Linked DNA regions of Homo sapiens: region 1 is linked to region 2. Evidence: read pairs that join two places in POLR2A ChIA-PET (ENCODE). Cell type or tissue: PC-9. All regions are shown on one strand. Links, peaks and the distances in the headings refer to the core of each region. The heading gives the core; the rest is flanking DNA.

What was found. Peaks named below come from ENCODE experiments on the same cell type or tissue, not always from the same donor. Only the 100,000 strongest peaks of a DNase experiment are listed, where the experiment ranks them.
Region 1: POLR2A ChIA-PET joins it to region 2 with 6 read pairs; 2 of 35 experiments call an interaction of 5 or more read pairs at or near these places.

What each region holds. Positions count from the first base shown.
Region 1 is chr13:112,951,387-112,954,190 of GRCh38, reverse strand. It overlaps a transcript of MCF2L not described here. Among named protein-coding and RNA genes, the nearest start is that of MCF2L-AS1, 16 kb to the left of the region's middle. RefSeq lists an enhancer at 336-1,053 and a silencer at 2,162-2,456. In PC-9, for the core only: no CTCF peak of the experiment used is centred there; no DNase peak of the experiment used is centred there.
Region 2 is chr13:113,447,898-113,450,701 of GRCh38, reverse strand. All of the region lies in intron 1 of ADPRHL1 (ADP-ribosylhydrolase like 1), which reads left to right. Among named protein-coding and RNA genes, the nearest start is that of ADPRHL1, 4.2 kb to the left of the region's middle. RefSeq lists an enhancer at 1,184-1,543. In PC-9, for the core only: no CTCF peak of the experiment used is centred there; DNase peaks (open chromatin) are centred at 1,301 and 1,931; H3K4me3 peaks cover 2,500 bases; H3K27ac peaks cover 2,357 bases.

The DNA.
Region 1 (2,804 bases), core at 77-2,576, 500 kb after region 2:
CAGGGAGACAGAGCAGGCCCCAGGCTCCAGGCCACCTCCCCTCTCCTCGGGTGACAAGACAAGTGCATAGCAAGTCCCAGGATGAGTGCACATTCCACAATGGCCTCACCTCACTTCGCAACATCAGGCACAAGATCAACAATAAAATGACATTCTGAGGGCAGTGGTGCACAAGCCAAGCCCAGCATGCCACAGCGTTCTCAGAGCAGACAGTTCCGTTGGCCACACAGAGACCCTTTTCCCAACCTAGACACTCATATGCGACCTGGAAACATGCAGGGGGAGGAGAGGTGAGGCAGCGAGTGCCCACAGCAGGGCCCTGGCAGCCTCCTCGTCTTCCCTGCCTTTGCCGTCTGACCCAGCCCCTACCAGGTGGCTGAACGCTCCTGTCAGGCTGGGGTCTGGCTGGGGTCAGGCTCAGCCCCAGGTCTGCACTTCCCCTGGGCAGGGAGGGCTCTGACGCAGGACCAAGGCAGGCCTGGCCTCAGGTGGCTGGGAACCCAGGTCAGCTGGGGGCAGACAAAACATAGACTGAGCTGGTCTCCTGCCCAGGCCTCTAGAACCACCGGCCACAGGTGAAGTCTGCAGGCAGGATCTTTCCCACCCCTGCTTTCTGCCTGACCCTTGTTCCTGTCTCTGCAGAGGTAAATTACGTGGAACAGAGCAGGCACTGTGGTCTTCGAGCTCCCAACACCCTTGGCAGATCTGTGGCTCCGTGCATACCGGTTAGCTTGTTTTTGAGAGGGGAGCGGACACCATATCAATTCAGCACCAGTGACCACCTCTCACCGAGGAGCCCCTCCCCGCAGCTGTGCTGTTGTCTGGGCCATGTTCCCTGGGAGCTCCTTCAGTGAGAAGGGGGCCAGGCAACCCCACCCACCCTTTGTCCATGGGGGCTGGAGGAGGAGGACGCCAAGGCTGACACAGTTGTCAGATGGCCAGAGCTTCCCCACATTCCTACAGAAAAGCAGACCTGGAAACGTACCTTCCAGTTCACCAAGAGCACACCAAGTAAATACTGATTCCAAAACACGGCTCCAAGCAAGGAAGGCCTGTATTTATTTAACTCTTGAAGTAAACAGAGGCCATTCCATTTCACTCTCTCCAGGAGGAGTGGGGCCCAAGTCCAGGCCACAGGACAGAGGATCACCCAGAAGCAGCAGCCCTCGGGCCCATCCCATTTAGACCTTCTGAGAACCAACTGCCCCCCGTGTAAACAGTCCATTCCAAAAGTGGGCATTTAGTGTCGCCTGCTTTGTGGCTGATCACACGGGGCGCCCCGTGTTCTCTCTGGCCAGTGGCTCTGACATTTTGATGGAGAGGAAGCTGGAACAATGGACACCCTGGGACCATAAAACGCTAGGTTTTGGGAGCTCCAGCACAGTGAAACCTGAGTGCTGATGCAACTGATGCTATGTTCCTGCTCCACATGACTCCAGTCCCAAACAGCAAATGCTGGGGACATGCCAGTTTCTAGTTAGCTGGTGTTCATTGCCCTGTTTAGAAATTTACTAATAGTAATGCATTTACCCTTCATTTTATTGCTTATTTTCAACTTTCAGATTCTCCCCACCAGATATGCCCCAAACAATCCACAAACTATTGAAAAGATAAGGAGAAGGAAGGCAAAGTTATTCAGATTCTAAACCCTTGGGGTCCTCATTTTGCCAAGAGGATCCGGTGACTGGTCTGTGGGAGACCCAAACATTTGAAGAAAACGGAGATTCCTCCTCACCTCTCCTTTAGAAGGAGGTGGTTGGCAGGAAACTGTGATGCAGCAAGTTCACGATCACATTGGGATCCCCAGAAAACAAACCTGCCACTTGAAGCATCCCTGGGCCACCCACACCCACCTGGCTGGAGGGAGGGGTGGGGCTGCAAGGTCTCTGAGCCTGAACCAGAGGAGGCTTCAGTCCAGGCTCACAGAGAGCAGGAGGGAGCCCGAAGCACAGTGTAGCCTGCTGCCTTCCACCTCCCTCTGCCCGGCTCTGAATATTTAAACACACCCGATTCAACCTTAGAACTGTTAACTTATTCAAGCCTTAACTGGGAGGCAGTGTTTCAAAGGCTCAACACCAAGGTCACTGAAATTGAATTAACCTACTTTGACATCTATTTAAACTTTTAGATCTGGACCTGCAAATCTGAAGCAAATATTGATTTTAAGTCAGTCAAGGTCATAATTCCCTAAAAGGAAAGCCCTTTTCCCTCTTCCCACTTCACGTGATTCTACATATTGGTAAAGCCCTTGTAATGCGGTGCGTGTATGTGGGTTTGTTGACAGAGAGTGAATAGGTGTGAACTGATTTTTCTTGCTTTAGATAACTGTAGGTTCACATGCAGTTGTGAGAAACAGTAAACAGAGGTCTTGTGTACCGTTTTCCTCCAGGGGTAGCATCCTGCCAAACTACAGCACACGACTGCAGCCAGCATACTGACAATGACGCAGCCAGACCTGGGCTGTCTCTACCCACAGGACCCTCTTGTGGCCCCTCCTGGACACACCCATGTTCCTCCCAGATCACCCCTCGTGGACCCCCCACAACCACTGAACTATTCTCCACAGCTACACTTTTGCCATTTCAAGAATGTTATGTAAATGGAATCATACAGTAACCTTTTGGAATTGGCTTTTTTCACTCAGCATAATTCTCTGGAGAGTTCATCCAGGTTGTCACAGGTATCAATAGTTCATGGTGCGGACGTACAATTTAACGTTTCACCCACCAAAAGACATTGGGGTTCTTTCCAGTTTTTGACTGCGACAAATAAACGAATATAAACATTCATATGCCTGTATTTAT
Region 2 (2,804 bases), core at 61-2,560:
ATGGCATAAGCTGTCTTTCTCTCTGTCTCCTCTCCCTCTCTGCCTCGGCTGCCAGGCAGGGAAGGGCCCCCTGTCCAGTGGACACGTGACCCACATGACCTTACCTACCATTGGAGGTGACTCGCATTCTTTACCCTGCCCCTTCTGCCTTGTATCCAATAAATAACAGTGCAGCCAGACATTCGGGGCCACTACCGGTCTCCGTGCATTGGTAGTAGTGGTCCCCCGGGCCCAGCTGCCTTTTCTCTTATCTCTTGTCTTGTGTCTTTATTTCTACACTCTCTCGTCACTGCACACAGGGAGAGACCCACCGACCCTGTGGGGCTGGTCCCTACAGCTTACCCCTCTAGAAACCAAAGCAAGCAGATTTTTTTCAACTCACTAAAAATCAAAGTCGAAATTTCACTTAAGTTTATCTTTGTTCTTTAAATAACAAATTGTAGCCTATGGAAGGGGGTCTTTAAGCTGTGTTAACAATGGTGAGGGCTGGGCACAGTGGCTCACGTCTGCAATCCCAGCATTGTGGGAGGCCACGGTGGGCAGATTGCCTGAGCCCAGGAGTTCTAGATCAGCCTAGGAAACATAGCAAGACTCCATCTCTACAAAACGACAATGGTGAGTGCTGACTCCACAGCACTTCTGTACCAGGCATTGTTCCAGCTGCTTCACGCATGTTATCCTCCACACATGCTCCTCACATCACCGTGGAGGCTGATTTTATCACAATCTTACAGGAGAAAAAATTGACATACAGAGAGGTTCAGGCGCTTGCCCAGTGCCACACAGCCCAGCGAGTGGCAGAGCTTGGACGGGAACCAGAGAATCTGGCCCCTGTGCTCGTAAGCATCCTCCCTGACTGCTGAGATCACGGTGGCCTGCAGGTATCCTAACAATTGCAGTGTGCAGGGGCTCTTCAGCATGCTTTCCAAAGACAGGCAGACTTTTACAAATGGAACTACGTTTGGCAGCTTTAAGTAAGCTGCACTGAAAAGTCCTTCACCCCACGAGCCACGGGGCTGTGTGGTCTGGCAAACCCTGGCTCTGCTGCTAGAGTGAGCACAGGTCTGAGGGTCGGGGCAGCCTGTGTGGCTCCCTCCTTCCGGGTGAGCCTCTCTGAACCGGGCTGCCTCCTTCCGGGTGTGTCTCTCTGAACGGGGCTCCCTCCTTCCGGGTGAGCCTCTGAACAGGGCTGTCTCCTTCTGGGTGAGCCTCTCTGAACCGGGCTGCCTCCTTCCGGGTGTGTCTCTCTGAACGGGGCTCACTCCTTCCAGGTGTGTCTCTCTGAACAGGGCTGCCTCCTTCCGGGTGAGCCTCTCTGAACAGGGTCCCTCCTTCCGGGTGTGTCTCTCTGAACAGGGCTCCCTCCTTCCGGGTGAGCCTCTCTGACCGGGGCTCACTCCTTCCGGGTGTGTCTCTCTGAACAGGGTCCCTCCTTCCCGGTGAGCCTCTCTGACTGGGGCTGCCTCCTTCCGGGTGAGCCTCTCTGACTGGGGCTGCCTCCTTCCGGGTGAGCCTCTCTGACTGGGGCTGCCTCCTTCCGGGTGAGCCTCTCTGAACAGGGCACGAGAGCAGACTCTGAACCAGGAAGTAGCCGTGTCTAGCGCTCTACAAGACACATAGGAGAGGTGGCATCCATGGCCCTGAAACGACAAGCCCATGTTGCCAGCGCATTATCACCAAGTCACTTGGCAAGCGTTTAGCAGGTGTGTGTGTGTGCCAGGCCTGGGGAGGGGCGGCCTCGCACAGAGAGCTCGGCCATTGCTCGGGTATGCAGCTGGCCATTCCCAGCTCCCTACCCCCACTCCCTGGGAAAACTGGGGAAGTGGCTTCCCTCCCAGGGCCTTCCTCCCTCACAAGGTCACAGAGGATTAAACGGAGCAACCAGCAAAGTGTGAGGAAGCACTTAGGCCAGTGTGGGAAGTTGGTGCAGGCCCGTGTGGCCGAAGGCACATCTGACATGTCTCTGCCCTGAGGCTCACTCAGCCAACTTCAGGGCCCAGCAGGATGGCGGGAGGTGTCACCTGGCCACAGCCTCCAGGGCACAGGGCCAGCACCTTCTCAGCCTCTCCCGGGGCCCTGATAACTGGGAGTGGCACTTCAGCTCATGGCAGAAAACGTTTGGAAACAGTTGACATTTTGCTACAAGATCACTGGATGTTAGTATTTTGCCTTTTCTTTATTGAGACATGGGTTGGGAGACTCAGGCACCATTTTTTTTTTTTTTTTTTTTTTTTTTGGGACATAGTCTCACTCTTTTGCCCGGGCTGGAGTACAGTGGCGCGATCTCGGCTCACTGCAACCTCCACCTCCTGAGTTCAAGCGATTCTCCTGCCTCAGCCTCCTGAGAGGCTGGGCTAACTTTGTATTTTTAGTAGAGACGGGGGTTTCACTATGTTGCCCAGGCTGGTCTCGAACTCCTGACCTTATGATCTGCCCATCCCAGCCTCCCAAAGTGCTGGGATTACAGGTGTGAGCCACTGCACCCGGCCCCTCAGGCAGCTTTAGAAACTGATTTGTCTTTCAGGAGACCAGACAGGGAAGACAGGAGACAGGAGTGGAGTGTCCCAAAGGAAAGAGACCCGGGGAGAAGCCCAAGGGTAGCAGCTTTGAAAATCTGTTTCTCGCTTAAATTCTAACCTGAAAAGACAATGCTGTTTGTGCCATTTTGTTTTATGGCTTCTGTTTGCTTTGAAAAGGCTAAATTTCAGTTGAATACAGACATTTCATGTCTAATTCCAGAATAAAATGAATCCTTTTAGGGGACTCAGGAAGGGCTAGGCTTGTTAACCCAGGACTGAGTTGAG